Linked DNA regions of Homo sapiens: region 1 is linked to region 2. Evidence: read pairs that join two places in POLR2A ChIA-PET (ENCODE). Cell type or tissue: Caco-2. All regions are shown on one strand. Region 1 overlaps MAU2 (MAU2 sister chromatid cohesion factor). Region 2 holds the start of NR2C2AP (nuclear receptor 2C2 associated protein).

Region 1 (5,000 bases), 140 kb after region 2:
GGCATGGTGGCGGGCGCCTGTAGTCCCAGCTACTCAGGAGGCTGAGGCGGGAGAATGGCATGAACCCAGGACGCGGAGGTTGCAGTGAGCTGAGATCGCGCCACTGCACTCCAGCCTGGGCGACAGAGCGAGACTCCATCTCAAAAAAAAAAAAAAAAAAATTAACCAGGCATGGTGCCAGGTGCCTGTAGTCCCAGGTGCTCAGGAGGCTGAGGCAGGAGAATCGCTTGAACCCGGGAAGCATAGGTTGCAGTGAATCGAGATCACACCATTGCACTCCAGCCTGGGCAACAGAGTGAGACTCTAAGAAAAAAATAATAAAAAAAATAAAAACAGGCCGGGCGCGGTGGCTCACACCTGTAATCCCAGCACTTTGGGAGGCCGAGGCGGGTGGATCACGAGGTCAGGAGATCGAGACCATCCTGGCTAACACGGTGAAATTCTGTCTCTACTAAAAATACAAAAAATTAGCCGGGCGTGGTGGCGGGCGCCTGTAGTCCCAGCTACTCAGGAGGCTGAGGCAGGAGAATGGCGTGAACCTGGGAGGCTGAGCTTGCAGTGAGCTGAGACCGCACCACTGCACTCCAGCCTGGGCGACAGAGCGAGACTCCGTCTCAAAAAAATAAATAAATAAATAAAAATAAAAATAAACACAGACACAATAGGATAAAACAGAGCAGTCTTGTAAGGGGACTGTTCTCTGTTGTCCACTGAACTGTCCCCTGAGGTGGCATATTAGGTCCTGTGAGCCTTGGGGTAATCACAGTCATCCCAGGAGGCTCCTGGGCCTGCTAGGACCTGACCCCTGCCTCTTGTTTTGCAGGGCGCTGTTCCTCCTCAGCAAGGGGATGGTAAGTTGAGGCTGGGCATGGCTGGATGCAGCTGGTGTTGTGGAGGTGAGGCAGGGCCCCCACAGAGTCTGCTCAGACCCCACCCACTCTCCATGGCATGGCCCCTTAGGCGCCCAGACCCTTAGGCACAGTGAGCAGCCTGGAATGTGAGGCCCGGGCCCTGCTGGGTTCAGGAGGGAAACTCAGGCTGCACCCTATGGGATTCATGCTGAGGCAAGAGCCTGGTTAGGAGCTGCCTGGGCTGGGGTTTCAGGCTGGCCTTGCCCTCTGGATTGGTGGCAGCAGTCCCAGGGCAGGTGGGCAGGTGACCCTGTGCTCCCGGTCCTGGGAGGGCCCCTGCAAGCCCTGTACCCTACACCTGCGCCTCTCCCTCCCCAGCTGCTGCTGATGGAGCGAAAGCTGCAGGAGGTGCACCCGCTGCTGACCCTCTGCGGGCAGATCGTGGAGAACTGGCAGGGGAACCCCATCCAGAAGGAGTCGCTGCGTGTCTTCTTCCTGGTGCTCCAGGTCACCCACTATCTGGATGCCGGGCAGGTGTGTGGCGCCTCTCAGGCGAGCTGCTGGTTGTGACCAGTGGGTATGGGTGGTACCCAGGCCAATGGGTCTTGGGCTGTGAGGTCAGCTGTGTCATCGCCTTACCTTGCCACACAACAGGGCTGTCATACCAGTCCCGGACACACACACTCCTGTCCTGCTCTGCCACGAGTGCTGGTATCTGGGAACAGGGTCTGTCCTGGCCACCCCACCTCCCTTTGGGAGTACTATGTGTGACATTGCATACACTCGCTCAGTGTATGGATGCTCAGAGATTCCAATGGCAGTTCAGGGAATCATGAGAATAAACCACAGAGGTGCTGGGATGGCACCTGCACACAGCAGATGCCCAGGTGCTGTCTGTCTGGCCCCCGGCTGTGGGGTTGAGTAGGGACTGATGTGCTCAGCCATGTCCGAGACTGGACTCATGACCCTGCCGTGGGTGGGGAGCGGCTGTGTTTGAGCTCCTTGTCTCTGTGCTTGTGTGACAGTCTCAGCCCTTCGGGGGCTGGGGGCTGCCCTGTGCCACTCAGACCCACCCCTGTCGCAGTGGGCCACAGGCGAGTCTCCACAGGGCTTGGTAAGGGGGTTGCCCAGTTCGTCCATCCATACCCATCGTTGCCCATTGGGTGAAGCACTGCACTCGGCGCATAGGGACACAGAGCAGACTGCAGCCACGCTTCCCTCAGGGTGCAAGGGCTGCAGAGACATCCCTCGGGGCCTCAGGGCGAGATGGACCACAGCGCCTGCCTGATTCCTGGGCCAGGAAGCCACCTCCCACCCCCTCAGAGCACAGCCTCCCCCTGCCGTCTCAGGTCTGGCTGCGTGAAGACCAAGTGCAGCTCCAGCAGGGTCTGGATAGGCCTCTCCTGGGCCTTGGTGTTGGACCCAACACTGGGCAGTGGACAAGCCTCAGTCCCACAGCTGCCCGCCTGGCTGTGCCCCATGCCCCAAAAGCCTGGCTGATTCATGGGAGTGCGGCAGGGGCGGCTTCATCTTGCAGGAGGTGGCCCTGGCAGAAGGGGAAGGCAGATGCTCCCTAGAGGAAGGAGCAGGGGTGGCTGGGCTGGGCCTGGCTTCCTGAGAGGCCAGGCTCAGGTGGATGCTCGGGTGTGGGTGCTGCACAGGTGAAGAGCGTGAAGCCGTGTCTGAAGCAGCTGCAGCAGTGCATCCAGACCATCTCCACACTGCACGATGATGAGATCCTGCCCAGCAACCCCGCTGACCTCTTCCACTGGCTGCCCAAGGAGCACATGTGTGTGCTTGTCTACCTGGTGCGTCCCCACCAGGGCCCGGGCCAGGGCTGGGGGCGGGGGCAGGGAGAGGGAGAGGGCCCTGGTAACCCCTGCTGTCTGGTCTTGTCGCTAGGTGACTGTGATGCACTCCATGCAGGCCGGCTACCTGGAGAAGGCGCAGAAGTACACGGACAAGGCCCTCATGCAGCTGGAGAAGCTCAAGAGTAAGTCAGGTGCTCGGCTGGCCACATGGCCACAGCGACCCCTGGCGGACGGCCTGGCCAGACGCTAGCTGTACCAGGGCCCAGTGACCCTGTGTGACCGCAGCGCCCAGCCACCCTGCCTGGTGGGTCTCGTCACCCCTAGTTGATAAATGCTGGTGTCCAACGTCAGAGCAGAGCAGACAGGCCTGGGGTCGGGGGTACCTCCCTGACTGGTCAGGTCCCTTGTGCCCAGTCATGCTCAGTTGAAACAGGTGGTAGCTGCTTTTCCCAATTATTATCAGTGTTGTGACAGGGACACTCGGGATGAGGCCAGGATCAGAACTCAGCCCTCACTGACCACCAGCATGTCCTTTGGAGGTCGTGAGTTCTTTCCAGATGCTCAAGTGTCTAATCCATCCAGGGACCTTTGACTAGCACAAACCCAGAGCAGACGTCCCTGGCTGGTATAGTGTGCCCATTAGTCGGTCTGTTTGCTCCCTCGTGAGTGCTGCTGGGGGAGAAGGCATCAGAGCCAAGGCAGCCCAAAGCCGGATAGGCCCTGTGCTTCTCTTATTCCCATATGAGGATGGTTGCTTGGGGCTGTTGGGAGGTGGGGCCCAGCCCAGGTCCCCCTACCCGACTGCCTGAGGCTCTGCTGCATGGTGTCATGATCCAGGGTGGTTTCCACATTTCTACATTTCTAGAACCTGCCATGTCCACAAGCTCTTGAGCACGTAGGGTGAGGGTGAGGGTGAGAGCCAACCCTTCTTGGAGCACTGTGGGAACCAACCTCTGGCTCCAGCTCCGTCTCCCCACCTGGACAGCAAGACACACTCCTTCACTCAGAGGGTGCAGTGGGGACTAGGGGAGATGACGGGGTGGGTGCCTAGCCAGTGTGGCAGGAGACAGGAACGAGGTGGGGGCACGGTGGGCTGGGGGTGGCGCCTCCTCTGGCCTCCCCTGCATGCTTACCCCTGACTCTCACCCATAGTGCTGGACTGCAGCCCCATCCTGTCATCCTTCCAAGTGATCCTGCTGGAGCACATCATCATGTGCCGCCTTGTCACGGGTCACAAGGCCACGGCGCTGCAGGAGGTAAGGCTGGAAGCAGGAGGGGCGGGAAGGCCCAGGAGTTTGTTGGGTCTCAGCAGTGTCAGACAAGAGACTGAATTCGCCAAGTGCATACTGGCAGGCCAGCCCATCCTGCTGTCTCGCTGTCGGCCAGCGTTTTACAGCCCTGCATGGGCACCACTGATCAGAGAATCTCATACAAAAACCAGTGGAGGCCGGGCGCAGTGGCTCACGCCTGTCATCCCAGCAGTTTGGGAGGCCGAGGCGGGTGGATCACTTGAGGCCAGGAGTTTGAGACCAGCCTGGCCAACATGGCGAAACCCCGCCTCTACTAAAAATATAAAAATTAGCCAGGTGTGGTGGCAGACACCTGTAATCCCAGTTACTTGAGAGGCTGAGGCAGGAGAATAGCCTGAACCCAGGAGGCAGAGGTTGCAGTGAGCCGAGATCGCACTACTGCACTCCAACCTGGGCAACAGAGTGAGACTCCATCTCAAAAAAAAAAACCCAAAAAACTAATGGGCCATGGCCCAAAAGCTTGCACACCAAGGGGATAGCGCACATGGTCTCTGGGGATTTGGGGGGTCCTTTGACAGTGATTGTTATACCCCACCCTGCCATTAGGAACACTCTACCCCCAGTACCCACCCTCCTGAGAGGGCATGGGGGCCCTCAGTAGGCTGGAGGTCCTTTACAACCCAGACACCTGTTGGACAGAGTGGAAGAGACGAGTAACAGACAAGGGTCCCTGTCCACGATGGGATCTGGGCTGCCCTTTGCCCTCATGGTGGACGTGTCTGCTGGGGCTTTGTACCCCAGTTTGGTCAGACAGGACATGGGCTCACCCACCAGCTATGGGGTCTCTCCATTGCTGCTCAGACGCCAGGTCCCAGGTTGCAGTCCTGTGATGGCAGTACACTCTCTCCCGGCAGATCTCCCAGGTCTGCCAGCTGTGCCAGCAGTCCCCCCGGCTCTTCTCCAACCATGCAGCACAGCTGCACACATTGCTGGTGAGTAACCCTGTGACAACACCCCGGGAGAATCCAGAATGTTCTCAGTAAGTAAGTACCTAACCAGATCCAGAACATTCCCAGTGAAGGACCCCC
Region 2 (5,000 bases):
GGTTGGCCTGTGCCTCCACCCCACTCCCGATTCAAGCTCACAGCCCACCTTTTCCCTGCCCCATCTCAGTGCAACAGGTGATCGAGAACCACATCCTCAAGCTCTTCCAGAGCAACCTGGTGCCCGCTGACCCTGAGTGAAGGCCGCCTGCCGGGGACTCAGACACTCAGGGAACAAAATGGTCAGCCAGAGCTGGGGAAACCCAGAACTGACTTCAAAGGCAGCTTCTGGACAGGTGGTGGGAGGGGACCCTTCCCAAGAGGAACCAATAAACCTTCTGTGCAGAATGAGGGACTTTGCTGTGCTTCCCGGAGGGCTTCCTGGAGGAGACAGCCCCTAGAGGTCTCACACCTTCTCCCCAAGCACCCGCAGGTGGTAGATGACCACACGGCCAAAAAAGTCAGTGGCATCCTCAAACGTCACCTTCAGCCGGTCCACTTCAGCAGCTGGTATGGGGAAAGTGTGAGCGTGGGCAGTCAAGGGAAACTGGTGATTTCTGGTTTCCCACCCGCAGGCCCCCACCCCTTCCAGACCCAGCTCACACTCCACCGATGTGGGCAACCTGGGGAAGCTGCAGGTCCCTCTAAGCCTCTCACACAGAACAGGTGGTCATCAGCACCATTTTACAGAAAAAGTGGAGTCCTAGAGGTCACGTGTTCAAGATCACACATCAGGGTTCCCATTCGGGTTTGGGTGAGTCCAAAGCTTCCAGAGGCACAGACCACCCACCCCAGAAGCAGGGGCAGGATATCTGAAGCGAGTTGTTGTCCTCAGGGTAGAAATCTACAATCTTGTGGAGAGCCTGAGTGCCCTGTGAACCTTCAGCAGAGAAAGGCAATGAGTGTCTGGGGTGACCCCTGGAACCCCTGCCACCCAGGGCCTTCTAGTACCTTCCAGGCAGCCCCGGCGACTGGAGAAGCCACCCTGAAACTGGATCTGCAGCTGGGAGACACGGATGAGCTGGGGAAACTCCAGCGTCACCCACTGGGAGGGGCCCTGGAAGCAGACAGGGAAACTGAGGCGCAAGCTCACTGCAGGCACAGAGCCCTGCTATGCCTGTCTCATTCACATAGTTCTTGGAATGGAGGGGAAGAAGGAAATTCGGCACATGTTCCTTTCCTGGCCACCCATGAGGGCCCCCTGACGTTCTCAAGGCATGAGATCTGAATCTGAATCACCCTAGAGATGGAGGGTCGAGGGAGGCGCCTCACCTGGTCTGAGTTCCAACATGTCTCCTCATCCTGGTCGAAAAGATGTTTTTTTCCAAACTGCCGAGTGTTGCGATTCAGCACTGAACTCACCCTGGAGGCACCAGGATCAAGGCGAAGAGAGGGGCTGAGACCAGCTCTCAGCTCCGCGGAGGGCCTGACCCCCAGATCTGTCCACTGAGGGCTCGACCCCAGGCTTAGGGCCTCGCCACTGCCTGTCCCCACAGACTCTTACCTGCTCACTGTCTCTGGACAAACCAAAGAGTGGGTCATGTCGGTTCCACAAGACCTCGCAGGGCTTAGGATTGGGCACAGCCTTGGTTCGAATCCCGGCGCCTCCTCAAGCTACAGGGCGGCGCGATCTTGGCTACGCCTTGGCCTGAACGTCCTCACCTGTAACTTGGGACGAGAACCGCCACTCCCTCGCCCACCCCAGTCCTAAATGTCGCCTCGATCAATCCCCTGCCGGAAAATTTGGGAGAGAGGATCAGGGAAACCGCCAATGCCCGGAGGCCAGGCCTTTCACAGGAAACAGATTTCCCGCGGGTTTCGGGGGCGGTGGCTTTTTGTGCGAGGCTGTTTCTCTGCGAATAGCTCTTGGAGCCAAATCTTGGGACCCGGAACCGCGTGGGCTTGGCGCATGCGTGTTGTAATTCAGGCGCCGACCGCGGACGCTCCAGAGGTGGGGTTTGGTTCGACCCCGCCCCTTCATGCTCGCTTCTTAAAGGGCCCGGGTTCGATGATTGAATTTACCTTGGTTCCCTTGAAGCTGTAGGGAAAAGGCTGGCTGCGCGCACGGGGCGCTGTCCCTCGGCGCCCGAAGGTGTAGAGCACTGATTTTGACTGATTTTGGAATCCGAAAGACTTCCTTTTTTTTTTTTTTTTTTTGAGGCGGAGTCTCACTGTCGCCCAGGCTGGAGTGCAGTGGCACGATCTCCGCTCACTGCAAGCTCCGCCCCCTGGGTTCACGCCGTTCTCCTGCCTCAGCCTCCCAAGTAGCTGGGAATACAGGCGCCCGCCACCACGCCCGGCTAATTTTTCGTATATTTAGTAGAGACGGGGTTTCACCGTGTTAGCCAGAATGGTCTTGATCTCCTGACCTCGTGATCCAGCCGCCGGGGCTTCCAAAGTGCTGGGATTACAGGCTTGAGCCACCGCGCCCGGCCTTTTTTTTTTTTTTTTTTTGAAGTGGGGTCTCACTGTCACCCAGGCTGGAGTACAATGGTGGGATCGCGGCTCTCTGCGACCTCTGCCTCCCAGGCTCCAGCAATCCTCCTACCCAGCTTCCCGAATAGTTGGAACTAGTAGGCGCGCGCCACCACGGCAGGCTATTTTGTTTGTTTGTTTGTTTGTTTGTTTTTTGGTAGAGATGAGGTTTCGCCATGTTGCCCAGATTGGTCTCGAACTCCTGGGCTCAAGTGATCCGCCCACCTCAGCCTCCCAAAGTGCTGGGATTACAGGCGTAAGCCACCGCGCCCGGCCAGAGAGACTTCCTATGACAATGTCTTTCTTCCTACTCTAACCTACTCTACCCTAACGGCTACCCTAACCTACTCTAACCTACTCTACCCTAACCACTAAATGCAGCCTGGGAATCCCCGAACTTCACTGCCTCCCGGAGGCCAAAGGCAGAGTTGTGGAAAAGGCCACGATGTTGGGAGTATCTGAAGTCCTCATCAACCCTTTTTGTTCTTGTTGGGACAGAGGAGCCCTGGCCTCCAAGTTTGTCTTTCCCAGAAAATGCTGCTGGGACGTCAAGGAAGGCTTCTTGGAGGAGGGAGCATGCGAGGTCGGGTGTTTTTTGTTGTTTCTGTTTTGTTTTGTTTCGAGACGGAGCCTCACTTTGTTGCCCAGGCTGGAGTGCAGTGGTGTGATCTCAGCTCACTGCAACCTCCGCCTCCCAGGTTCAAGTGATTCCCCTGCCTCAGCCTCCTGAGTAGCTGTGACTACAGGTGCGCACCACTATGCCTGGCTAATTTTTGTATTTTTAGTAGAGATGGGGTTTCGCTATCTTGGCCAGGCTGGTCTCGAACTCCTAACCTCGTGATCTGCCCGCCTTGGCCTCCCAAAGTGCTGGGATTACAGGTGTGAGCCACCGCACCCAGGCTGTGAGGTGGGTTTTGAAGCATGAACAGGAGTTTGCCAAACAAAGCCTCAGATACCAAGCTGAAGATTTGGTTCACTGATTCACTAGACACCTCCTGCAAGCTCTACTGTCACACTGTCATGTCCAGCCTTCTGCTGGATGATGCTGGGGACAGCAAGAGGCCTCAGCTCCAGGCCTGTCCCAGAGGAGCCCCTGATCTGGGCAAGACAGAGGTAGACATAGACACTCCTAGCCCCAAGGGAGAGATGGGGCCGGAGGAGCAGGGGCTCTACCTGGAGGAAGGGCTTCCTGGGAAAGGGGATGTTAGAACTGCACCTTAATAGGGGGTCAGGCGCCAGGAATTCACAAGGGTGAGAAAATCTGGAGTGGGGAGGGTGTCCCAGGCAGGGAGCTTAGCATAAGCCAAGGCCTAGTTGGGTGAAAGACCATGAATTTGAATAAAATATGTGGAGCCACATCCTGCTGGGCCCGGAGCAGTCATGGAAGGTGTTGGAGAAAGGGCAGGACACCATCCGTTCTGCATGAATGGAGGGTTCCAAGACAGAGCAGCCACTGGCAAGAGGCTGTTGTTCCTGGCTTTAGCTGAATGGTCTGGCAGCCAGCCCCTTTCTTCAAGGGCTGGAGGAATGGTCCTTCCGGCATCCTACTAGTGTCTGCTCAAACCCACCCCAGGCAGCAGGGGTGGGGGCTGGCGGGGAAACTGGGTCACCAGCAGAAGGCCTGTCTCTTCAGCCCCTGCCTGCCAGGGCTTTCCGCATTTAGACAGAGTCTGGTGCCATCCAAACCCAACTTCGCTGGTCTCAGGGCTGGGGCTGGAGGTGACAGGAAACTGTGCCCCCAACCTCACCCCCGGAAGGAAGTTAGAAAGAGCAAGGACACTGGAGAGCCCAGATCTGGTTCAAATCCTGGCTGGACCACTCATTGGCTGTGTGACCTTAGAAAAGCACCTTGACCTCTCTGAGCCTCAGTTTCTCATCTGTGAAATGGGGGGAATTCTATTAACGGCACTGTTGGAGGACTCTCTGGGTTCTTCAGGTTGACACATAGTAACAGTAGCTGACTTTCACTGAGAGTCCACCGTGTGTCTGACTTGAAGCCATGTTCTGTCGCCACCCATTGGCTCGTTAAACCTGCTGTGGCTGGTCCCTGTCATTCCCATTTTATAGCTGAGGACACATCAACTTAGCCAAGTCCCCCCAGTGAGGATATGCATGGCTCCAGGGCTCTCCACACCACTCCTGGCTTTGGCATGCGGCCTCCTTGCCCACGGGTATGAGGCCAGCTCCATACCCTCTTCCCGCCTCCTCACCCCACTGGCGCCTGGGCATGAAAGAGCCTCCTGTTTCTCCAGGGAATTAGCAGCTCTGGGCTCCCAGCAGGGCAGCCAAAAGTGGTCCATTCATTCGCTTGAGTGAGGAAAGACTAAGAGCTCCCACCCCCACCCCAGGGAATGGGGCAGGGAGGGCTCTAGAAGGTCCAAAAGCAGCTCCTCTGGTTCACTTGGGGAAACTGAGGCACAGAAAAGCAAAGTCATTTGGCCAAGATCACCAAGGGGAACTGGGATGCAAACCCCAGTCTCACTCTGGAGTTCCCCTAACTGGGCTTGGGTTAGCATTTTTCTGGGGAGAAATTGGAGGTTTAGAGAGAGTCAGGGACTTGCTGGCAGTCACACAGCAAGTTTGGGT

What was found. Peaks named below come from ENCODE experiments on the same cell type or tissue, not always from the same donor. Only the 100,000 strongest peaks of a DNase experiment are listed, where the experiment ranks them.
Region 1: POLR2A ChIA-PET joins it to region 2 with 7 read pairs; 6 of 35 experiments call an interaction of 5 or more read pairs at or near these places.

Annotation. Positions count from the first base shown.
Region 1 is chr19:19,340,023-19,345,022 of GRCh38, forward strand. It overlaps MAU2 (MAU2 sister chromatid cohesion factor), which reads left to right. Exons shown (of 19, transcript NM_015329.4): 6 at 824-851; 7 at 1,230-1,385; 8 at 2,513-2,659; 9 at 2,754-2,844; 10 at 3,815-3,918; 11 at 4,827-4,904. Among named protein-coding and RNA genes, the nearest start is that of MAU2, 22 kb to the left of the region's middle. RefSeq lists an enhancer at 2,015-2,523 and silencers at 2,633-2,722, 2,763-2,902. In Caco-2, a CTCF peak has its summit at 2,886 (motif pointing left); a DNase peak (open chromatin) is centred at 2,869.
Region 2 is chr19:19,201,580-19,206,579 of GRCh38, forward strand. RFXANK (regulatory factor X associated ankyrin containing protein) reads left to right here. Exons shown (of 10, transcript NM_003721.4): 10 at 70-287. The coding sequence ends at 140. NR2C2AP (nuclear receptor 2C2 associated protein) reads right to left here and starts at 1,835. Exons shown (of 5, transcript NM_176880.6): 1 at 1,444-1,835; 2 at 1,212-1,302; 3 at 891-996; 4 at 752-819; 5 at 1-462. The coding sequence starts at 1,481. The coding sequence ends at 346. RefSeq lists a silencer at 811-1,077 and an enhancer at 1,741-2,035. In Caco-2, no CTCF peak of the experiment used is centred here; a DNase peak (open chromatin) is centred at 1,882; H3K4me3 peaks cover 1,990 bases.